3 separate regions of the Homo sapiens genome follow, and all the other regions are linked to region 1. A link is a contact called in ENCODE Hi-C or POLR2A ChIA-PET data. All regions are on one chromosome and are shown on one strand. Each heading gives the region's core, a stretch centred on a gene start or an enhancer-like site at or near the end of the contact. The rest is flanking DNA. Distances are from core to core; before and after follow the strand shown.

The links. A loop is a pair of places that touch in the nucleus more often than their neighbours do. ChIA-PET counts read pairs that join two places held with the same protein, here RNA polymerase II (POLR2A). Pooled maps may share reads with other maps.
Region 2: a loop to region 1 is called in a pooled map, with 4 times the contacts of the local background. The contact joins two enhancer-like sites. A Hi-C loop is called at or near these places in 1 of 37 single-sample maps with no recorded cell type and 9 of 50 pooled maps. POLR2A ChIA-PET finds 5 or more read pairs at or near these places in 6 of 52 experiments (CD4-positive, alpha-beta T cell, CD8-positive, alpha-beta T cell, PC-3 and 3 more).
Region 3: a map of naive thymus-derived CD4-positive, alpha-beta T cell shows a loop between it and region 1 (2.8-fold over the local background). The contact joins two enhancer-like sites. A Hi-C loop is called at or near these places in 2 of 168 maps with a recorded cell type or tissue (endothelial cell of hepatic sinusoid and naive thymus-derived CD4-positive, alpha-beta T cell), 8 of 37 single-sample maps with no recorded cell type and 10 of 50 pooled maps. POLR2A ChIA-PET finds 5 or more read pairs at or near these places in 6 of 52 experiments (A673, H1, K562 and 3 more).

Annotation. Positions count from the first base shown.
Region 1 is chr5:95,807,346-95,810,313 of GRCh38, reverse strand. No RefSeq gene overlaps it. Among named protein-coding and RNA genes, the nearest start is that of GLRX, 14 kb to the left of the region's middle. RefSeq lists enhancers at 1,038-1,117, 1,538-1,627, 1,878-1,927. Within about 2 kb of position 1,438, at least 28 of the 41 ENCODE cell types and tissues checked have a DNase peak (open chromatin) inside an H3K27ac peak, as active enhancers do; they include OCI-LY7, where a contact is called at or near this core.
Region 2 is chr5:95,868,583-95,871,550 of GRCh38, reverse strand. The region is part of intron 1 of LOC105379091 (a long non-coding RNA gene); the gene reads right to left. Among named protein-coding and RNA genes, the nearest start is that of LINC01554, 18 kb to the right of the region's middle. Within about 2 kb of position 1,375, at least 7 of the 41 ENCODE cell types and tissues checked have a DNase peak (open chromatin) inside an H3K27ac peak, as active enhancers do.
Region 3 is chr5:95,758,319-95,761,286 of GRCh38, reverse strand. The region is part of intron 6 of RHOBTB3 (Rho related BTB domain containing 3); the gene reads right to left. Among named protein-coding and RNA genes, the nearest start is that of RHOBTB3, 28 kb to the right of the region's middle. RefSeq lists an enhancer at 684-733. Within about 2 kb of position 1,491, at least 15 of the 41 ENCODE cell types and tissues checked have a DNase peak (open chromatin) inside an H3K27ac peak, as active enhancers do; they include OCI-LY7, where a contact is called at or near this core.

The DNA of each region.
Region 1 (2,968 bases), core at 189-2,688:
TCTGCCTCCTGGGCTCAAGCAATCCTCCCACGTTCAAGCGATTCTCCCACCTCAGCCTCCTGAGTAGCTGGGACCACAGATGCACACCTCCATGGAGGCTCACCTAATTTTTTGTATTTTTGGTAGAGACAGGGTTTCATCTTGTTGCCCAGGCTGATCAACACTCCTGAGCTCAAGTGATCCACCTGCTTTGGCCTCCCAAAGTGCTGAGATTAGAGGCGTGAGCCACCACACCCAGTCTATCTTTTAATATATGGTATGATTTATTTAGTTTACTGTCTCTTCACTATTAGAATATAAGTGCCTTGAGGTCAGGGATTGGTGTCTATTTACCGCTGTATCTGCAGCATCAAGACTGCTTGGCAGATAGTAGGCTCTTTCTTGAGTGAACAAATTAAAGAATAAATGAACAGGTACAGATCTGGTTGCCTCACTGGGAGATCCCCCAATTATTGGTTCCTGGACACCTTTTCTTTTGAGCCATTCAGTCTCTCCAGCTTCACAGCTGGGGGTTGGGCCTCATCCTCAGGGTTCTGGCTGCCAAGCAGGGAAAAGGGACTTGGCAGCTTCCTGGCCAGTGTGTAGACTCTCATGTAACCTCCTGTTTTCTGCCCTGCTCCTTGCTGAGTAATTCCGTGTGATCTGCAAGGATAGAAAGAATGATCTTTCAAAGAACATGGAGAGAGATTGGCAATAGGGGCTGGCAGAAAAAAACAGCAAAAATTAACCACCAAAAAATTCACAGCCAAAGCTCTACTCTTTCTGTTTACTGAAGAAAGCAAGTGATCCAATCTCCTGCGAATGTTGTTGATTTTAATAACCACCTTCTCTGCTTCCTCCAACCTGGCCCTTTGGGCTAGACTCCAGACAGCCATTTCTTCCAATTCAAGGCTGTCCAAAGATGCCCCTTAAGGAGAAAGAACTGGTAAATTCTTAAACTGATGGTAAATTCCTAAACTGGTGGTAAATGGATCTATGTGGCCCAGACCACACTATTTATATCCCCAGTGAGTATTATTAGGTCGTTATCTTGACATTTGGTTGCCAGAGAAAGCCATGCTCCCTAATTTACTACACCATAATAATTGTTCACAGGTCGTGGGAAATATTGTAAAGAACTGGGATCCTGAGATATTTTACTTAGAGTTCCTTTCTTATATTAATAGGGGTCTTCTTACCAAATACACCGAATGTTTGAAGGGGAAGAATTTAATCCTGCTCATTAGGGGAAGAGAATTCTGGCCTGGTCCCTTTAAGCACAAGGGATATTTAAAAATGGGTCTATATTTATGCACAAGTTTATACTTCCTGTCTCCAGGCGACTTTTCTGGTGAGCTGTGCAGAGCTGAAGGTAGGAGAGAGAGGGGAACTAGGAGAGCCAATGACGGCACAGAACATCGTGCAAGCTGGGGCTCTGGGGTTTTTTACGGACTCTTCCAGCGCACTCAACTCCTCCCTCCTAGTTGGCGGGGCTCAAGCCTCTGGGGACCTGCAGCTGAGCTTTCTCAGAAGCAAGAAGAGATGCCTCCTTCCTATTCTCTTGTGTGCCTTGTGAAACTTAAAACATTTCATATGTAAAATTACAAGCTGTTTATGGGGTGGAGATTTTGCGCTTCCTCCCATTATTAAGTCATCCTTGAGAACTGAGTGTGGATGATCTTTAACACAGTCTGCCCAGGGTTCTAGCCAGATGTGTTAAATGGGGACCAAAGGACCCACTCTGGGAATGGAGGACCAGCAACTCCTGGGAAGACAGAATTAAAGAGCACGGCTGGAACCTGTGGCCACGGGGGCTGTCCCCCGACATCTAGAATGCGACCCTTGTGTAGAGCTGACTCTGGGTGCCTTCATCCAGCCCCCTGCATAGAAGATCTCCTTTAGCCTCATCAAATCAGTCACTGTGTGATTAAAAAGTTCAGGGGGTGGCAGGGACAGCTGCCCCCAGAAAGGGAACAGTGTGGGCATCTCCAGACAGGTAAACCACAGGAAAACCAAGGAGCCCTAGTTCTCCTCTCCATCCAGGAAGCCTTTAGCTGGCAGCACAAGGGAGGGGCGGCCACACCTTAGGTTATTTTTGAGTCCGTTTCCCCACCCCTGTGTGAAGGTGTGGCCCAGTGGCAGATAGACTGTCCTTAATCTAACCAGAGGAATCCTCCTCCTCCAAGTGAGAAAAGGAGCAAAGGATGCAAAGCGCCCCTTCAACACTCCTTGAGCTGGAAGGAGAAGAAAAATCTCTCCTCCTTTACAGGAATTTGGTAAGTGAGGGATAAGTGATCCCCACTAAGGAGCATGAGCTTTAGTACAAGGACTTTTTCTCCTCTGATTGAGCCGCTGTGTACTGTAGAACTCTGGTGAGGAGCGGTCCTCAGGCCTATTGAAAGGATCAGAGAATACACATATCCTGTTTTCCATTGTGTATGCATAAAGAGGTACGAGTCTACAAAGCTTCAACTGCATCTATTTTTTCCTTTTTTTTTTGAGATGGAGTCTTGCTCTGCCATCCAGGCTCGAGTGCAATGGCACCATCTCAGCTTACTGCAACCTCCGCCTCTCTGGTTCAAGCAATTCTCCTGCCTCAGCCTCCCAAGCAGCTGGGACTACCGGTGTGTGCCATGGCACCCAAGTAATTTTTTGTATTTTTAATAGAGACAGGGTTTCACCATATTGGTCAGGCTGGTCCCGAACTCCAGACCTCAAGTGATCTGCCTGTCTCAGCCTTCCCAAGTGTTGGAATTACAGGCATGAGCCACCATGCCTGGCCCTTTTCCAATATTTCGATAAAGGTGAACAGCTGATTTACCCAGTTAGAAGTTTTTCCTGGTTTATTTTCTGTGTGGCGGCAGCAGCAAGGAATAAAATATAAACTCAGTTCAAGGATAACTGCCATGTACATATAATTATCTATTCAAAATATTTAATTTACTTTTTTAAAAACAGTATTCCAGCATTCATAGTAGCTTTTGACCAA
Region 2 (2,968 bases), core at 126-2,625, 61 kb before region 1:
CGCGCCAGTGTGCTCCAGCCTGAGTGATAGCATGAGACTCTGTGTCAAAAAAAAAAAAAAAAGTTCTTACCTCTTGTTAAGTATATCTGTTATGTAATTGATTGTATAACTTTTAGCTGTATCATTGCTCTTGTTCTATTAACCTTATGTCTAAAAAGCAAATGATGTACACTGTACTTTCCTGGCCAAAAAAAACCCCACAAAAAACAAATAAGAGAACCATTGTGAAAGTGGTTTTCAAACTATCAAGTGTAGGAAATGGTATTATCATAATGTGTACCTTATCTTATGTTCCCTCATTTAGAAAGAAATCCCTGCCCTCTACCCTTTGAGTGGGAGACACCTTTAGCAGATTTGAACTGGGTTTTTACCCTGGCATGTCTTTAGGCAAGTTTTGTAGTGACTGCAGGCTATTTCTTTGGAATATTTAGGGTCTGCTTGAGGCTGGCTTGGAACTTGGCCAGTGCTTTCCATAGAGGTGCAACACTGTACATGTAAAAAGAAAATAGATCAGAATCTCCTGTAGCTGTGCTGTCTCGTTCCTCAGCTAAAGGTCATTCTTAATCCTTCTATAGCTCCCAGAATGCTGTATGCAGTGGTTTTTTAAATGCGCCAGGGAGGAAATGGCATCTATAAAGCAAAGCAGGAAACAACCTCTTCACAGGAGCAAGAGACCACAAATGTTCCAGAATTCCATTTAAAACACTGCAAAGATGAGTTCTAGGGAAACTTATGGTCATGTTTTTCCCATAGTTAAATTTTGGAACTATATTCCTGGGTAGGATTATGGCTGGGACTTTAACCATCAGCCTTCTGTAAAAGGGAATGAAGAAAGAGGCAAGTCCATGAACCAGTGTCACCACGGACGCAGAGGATGGTATTAACCATGGCTGGGGAGTTCCCACTAAACCCAGGGACCACCAAGCTGAGATCAATGTGAGACTAACTGCTTCTCAGAAACATAGAAATCAAAAGCAACACTGAGAATGTCACACTCAGACTGTTGTGAAGCACATGGCATTGAACACTGAGAATCCGTGGGCCTGACCTGCAGAGCTGACTCCTTTCCTTAGCAGCCCCATTTCTCAGGAGGAGCAGCAAACCCCCACCTCCAGTAGAAGCCAACCAAGTCCATTTCCCATAGCCACTGGCAGCCCCTTAATCACTGAGTATTTTCCACAGGCTGGACTACATAGAACTTACCCATTCAGAGAAGGGGTTATTTCAAAACTAAAAGTAAATTTGTTCTCTGAATATGATCTCATTTCCACATTTCCTAAGCTTACCAGCAGCTTGAGTTTCCTTTTTTCTATTCATAGCAGTTCCTTCATCTACTTTTGACTCAACCCTTATCAAAGCAGGTATAGTTCCCTCAGACATTTGTCTGGAAAAACCATGTAAGTGACTCAACAACAAACAACTAAGGAAGCATGAGCACTGCTGTATCATCTTTTTGGTTTAGTATCCTTTATTTTCTAGAAGTGATGCTTTTGTATCTAGCTTCTTTGTATGTATTAGCTAATAGAACAAAAACAGAAAAATATTTACATATATATATTTTACACAAATATATATGTATATATATAAAATGTGTTGGCCAACACCCTTATAATTTACTGCATAAGTTGTACACATTAAAAGAAAAAAAAGATAGCAATGTCTCCTTTAAAAGTTATGCCAAAATTAAAACCCATGCCACTTGAAAAGGTTAAAGCATACTATTTCTAACACCTATTAAACTTCTTTGCTTTCTTAAAACATTCTGTACAGATACTGCCTAACTGTGGAAATCAGTACATCCTTTTCCTCTTTTTAGCCCCTAAAATAAAACTAGCTCCCTCAAGCCAAAAAAAAAAAAGAGGTAGGTTTTGTTTTGATTTCTTCTTATGTGGTATCTCAGCTCATGCTGAGGAAGTGGCTGCAAACGTGTTCACTGTGCCCACACTGTGGTTCCCCAGGCTTGGGGCTGGGGGATGAAGTTTTGTGAAACTTGGTTTAGCCTGGGCTTATTTTGGTGCCTGAGCCCAAATATTTCTTGCCTCTTTCTGCTCCTACTCTCATGCCACTTTTCATTCTTTATTTCTTTTCTTTCTTTTTTTTTTTTTTTCTTTTTTTGGAGACAGAGTTTTGCTCTGTCACCCAGGCTGGAGTGCAGTGGCATGATGTCGGATCACTGCAACCTCCACTTCCTGAGTTCAAGCGATCCTCCTGCCTACAGGTGCATGCCACCATGCCTGGCTAATTTTTTTGTATTTTTAGTAGAGCTGGGGTTTCACCATGTTGGCCAGGCTGGTCTCAAACACCTGACCTCAGGTGATCCTCCCACCTCAGCCTCCCAAGTAGCTGGAATTACAGGTGTGTGCCACCATGCCCAGTTTTGTTTTGTTTTGTTTTGTTTTTTTGAGGGAGCAGGTCTCGCTATGTTGCCAAGGCTGGTCTTGAACTCCTGGCCTCAGCCTCCCAAAGTGTTGGGATTGCAGGCGTGAGCCACCATGCCCAGCCTCACACCACATCTTGATGTGGGCCTTAGCTTATTTTTATGTAGCTGTTAGCCCACTTTTGTACTTGCCTTCTCAGCTTCCCTCAAGGGGCCTAGAAGGCATCAAAGTCAAGACAACTCTAAAAGTTTATTTTGACAAATAGTCTAAAGCCATGACTATCTGTTGTAGAAATATCTGGTCACTTTAGCAAAAACACAAAGCAAATATACATTGGCTGTAGATCTCACATGAATTTTATCATTTCTTGCCATTAAGCTTATGCTATAGAAGCCTGCCAGTTGGGGACAAGCTGTGAAATTTGGGTTTTATAAGCAGATATACCAGGAAGGTACAGGTGATACTGTTCTTTTTAGTTCTTGTGATTGTCCTTTGGGCCAGTAGCAAAGAAGCCATCCTGGCAGAGGAGCTGACTTTGAGGTCTGCAGACACCCAAGGGGCTCTTGGATAGAATTCCAAGGTTCTATAAA
Region 3 (2,968 bases), core at 242-2,741, 49 kb after region 1:
GCAGGAAAGGGAACATGTAAGTATTTTTTATGTCTGCACTCATCCAATCTAAAGAAGAACATAAGTACTGTCTCTGTGTTCTTTTACATACTTATATATGTAAAAGTTACATTGTTATTTAAGTAAAAGCATATTAACTAAAAAACACCTATAAAATATCTCCATTCAGAAGATTATCTAAAAGCAAGCAAGCATCAAATAATCTAAATAGATGGAATCAGTAGCAGGTAAATCCCCACAGGCCACTGAACTGTCTGAGAACACACACAGGAAGAATCACTCACTGAAAATGAAAGTAAGACTAATTCTCAAGAGCACACTGCTGATTGGGCTGTTTTCATAATTAGAAACATTAATCAAGTCATCTTTGAGACTTTTAGGTCCTAATAAACCAGTAATCCTAAGGCTGGGACTTTCCTTTTATTTTTCCAGTGGTAAAAACATTTAACATCAGATTTACCCTCTTAGAAAACTTTAAGTATATAATGCGATATCATTAACAATAGGCACAATGTCATACAGCAGGTCTCCAGAACTTACTCATCTTGCATAACTTTACTGATTGATCAACTGCAGACAAGGGCAGGATGACATCTTGCATCACTGACTGGGATTTTCTTTAGTTAACTTCTTAAAGCACTGAATCCACTTAGACTTTTAGAGCGCATGGTATACTCATGTATACTAGGCTGTGTTTTTATGCAATACAGAAAAGGACATGCCACGGAATGATTCTAAGAACTGGAGAATGTAAACTGAAGATGAAAGCTTGCTTCCACATATTTGTCTACTCAGATGGCATTTCAATAAGTGATGTGAAACTCTAAGGGCCATCTGTGGCAGGAAGAGCTCAAAGCTAAATTCTTGAGGTTCTTACAAATACTTCACTTCCTAACCATCTGAGATCATATGACTCAAGAATGTGCAACCATAACACTGTATCAAGTATTATAAGAATGTTACAATTGTATGCCATGTAAGAATTACTCCCTGAAGACCAGGAAAGGGCTGGCTTCACTTATCACATTACTCCTCGTTCCTTAGGATTAGTAGTTAAGTACTTATACATTATGCAGTGTTTGTTGTTATTCAATAGAAAACTAACGTATACAAAACAGATATACCTTGACTGTGTCTACTGAATCAAAAATTTGAATAGGAATAGATAGGTGTAAAATGTTAACCGGACTGTTGTTAAACAGGTCGCTCCTAAATAACGAACCAAATGTTCATGGTGACATAACACACACCAAATTTCAAATTCCTAAAGGTTAAAAAAAGCATGTTATTTAAAAAGAATTAAGATATTCTTTGTAATCTGGTTCTTTAAAAAAAAAAAAAACAAGGACAGGAGATAGGCTTATTATAACTCTCTAGCCCGTGTTTGCTCAAGGCAAATATTCCTGAGCACATGATGGAGTTCAACCTCTGCTTTACCAACCCATCTGATGGGAACACAAACAAACAACTCCTGTCTTCAATGGTTCTCTAGCATAACCCAAGGGCAGACCACAGCACTTCTGTGGGAAAACCACTGCATAACTGTGCCTTAACACTTGTATTCTATTCACAGGTTTAAAAATGTTAAAACAAAAACAAAACAAAACAAGCCTGGCCCATTTACTGAAGTCTCTGAGAAAAACGTAGGTTTAAAATTTTTGTTTGATTTGATTACAAAATACATTTTTTCAAAAACAGTGTCACTTATTCATACACAAACAAATGACTAGAGGATCAAACAAAGCAATAAATGTTTAAACATTTTCTGTTGATAGTGGAATCTGGGTAAATTTTTTTCTCTTAATTTTCAGCATTTTTCAAAATTGTCTTTTCTGTGCAAATACAGCTTTGATATCTCTTTTTAACATAATGTAAATGAAACTTTTCCTTGAGCCAGAGGTTGTAATCTGTAAATAATTAAAGAATAATAAATAGATACCTGCAGAACCAGTTATTTTCCCTTTTCCTTAACCAGCATCTGGATCTCTGCAGCCCCGGGTCAATGGCCCGTGCCCCTGCTCAGACCAGACAGCACCTCCGGCTTTGGCCGTGACGTACAAGGAGAGATCACAGCCGAAATGGGACGGGTCAGTGTCAGGTTAAGAAGCCAGGACTCTGAACTGGTTGAAGACCTGTAGCTCAGCAGGCTCTCCACACCATCATGCCTGCCTGCCCTCCGATCCCTATTCCAGGCTTACTTAATTTCCACCCAACCACTAGGCATCCATTTTTCCTCGCGTCAGGGACACACAGGGCACTGAGAGCCCCAGTTCTGAATAGCACTGCATCAGTCAGCCTTACAGCTCACCCCATTTTTACTTTGAATCCTAAGCTGTTAACTTGGTAGCCTTCCTGGGCCTCTGCACTGAATTCTAGGCCCTAGTTTGCTGGTTTTGGCTGGTTCCCAGTTCTTCCAAAAGCAGGTATTCCAGCTGCTTCTGGCAGTCCAGAGATCCAGCACCACCTCGGAGACTACTGGAAATGCAGAATCTCATGCCCCACTCCAGGTAACTGAATCAGAATCTCCACAGGAACAAGATCCTCAGATGATCTGCACACACTTTAAGGTTTGAAAAGCACTGGTCTAGACGATGAAGGGCCAATGGCAGGGCCACCCACTGTCTGAATGTTGGCCTTCCTGAGGCTGATCGCCAGAGTAATGGGACCTCCTGATTGAATGCCTGTCTTGGCCGCACTGTTCCACCCTGCAACCACAACCAGAGATGAGCTTTCTAAAGCCCAGTCTGATCATGCTTAAAACTCTAGCACAAGTCTAAGAGCAGCAGGAACAGCTTCCACAGGCCTTGCCCACCTCATCACCCACCAGCCATCACCTTTCACTCTACGCTCCAGCCATGGGAAACGGCCTGTGATCCCTGGAAAGCAGCAGATACCTAGGATTACACTTTTATTAATCAAATGTCCCCAGAATATTAATCTCTTTCAAACAGTATCAGAATGAGTGCAT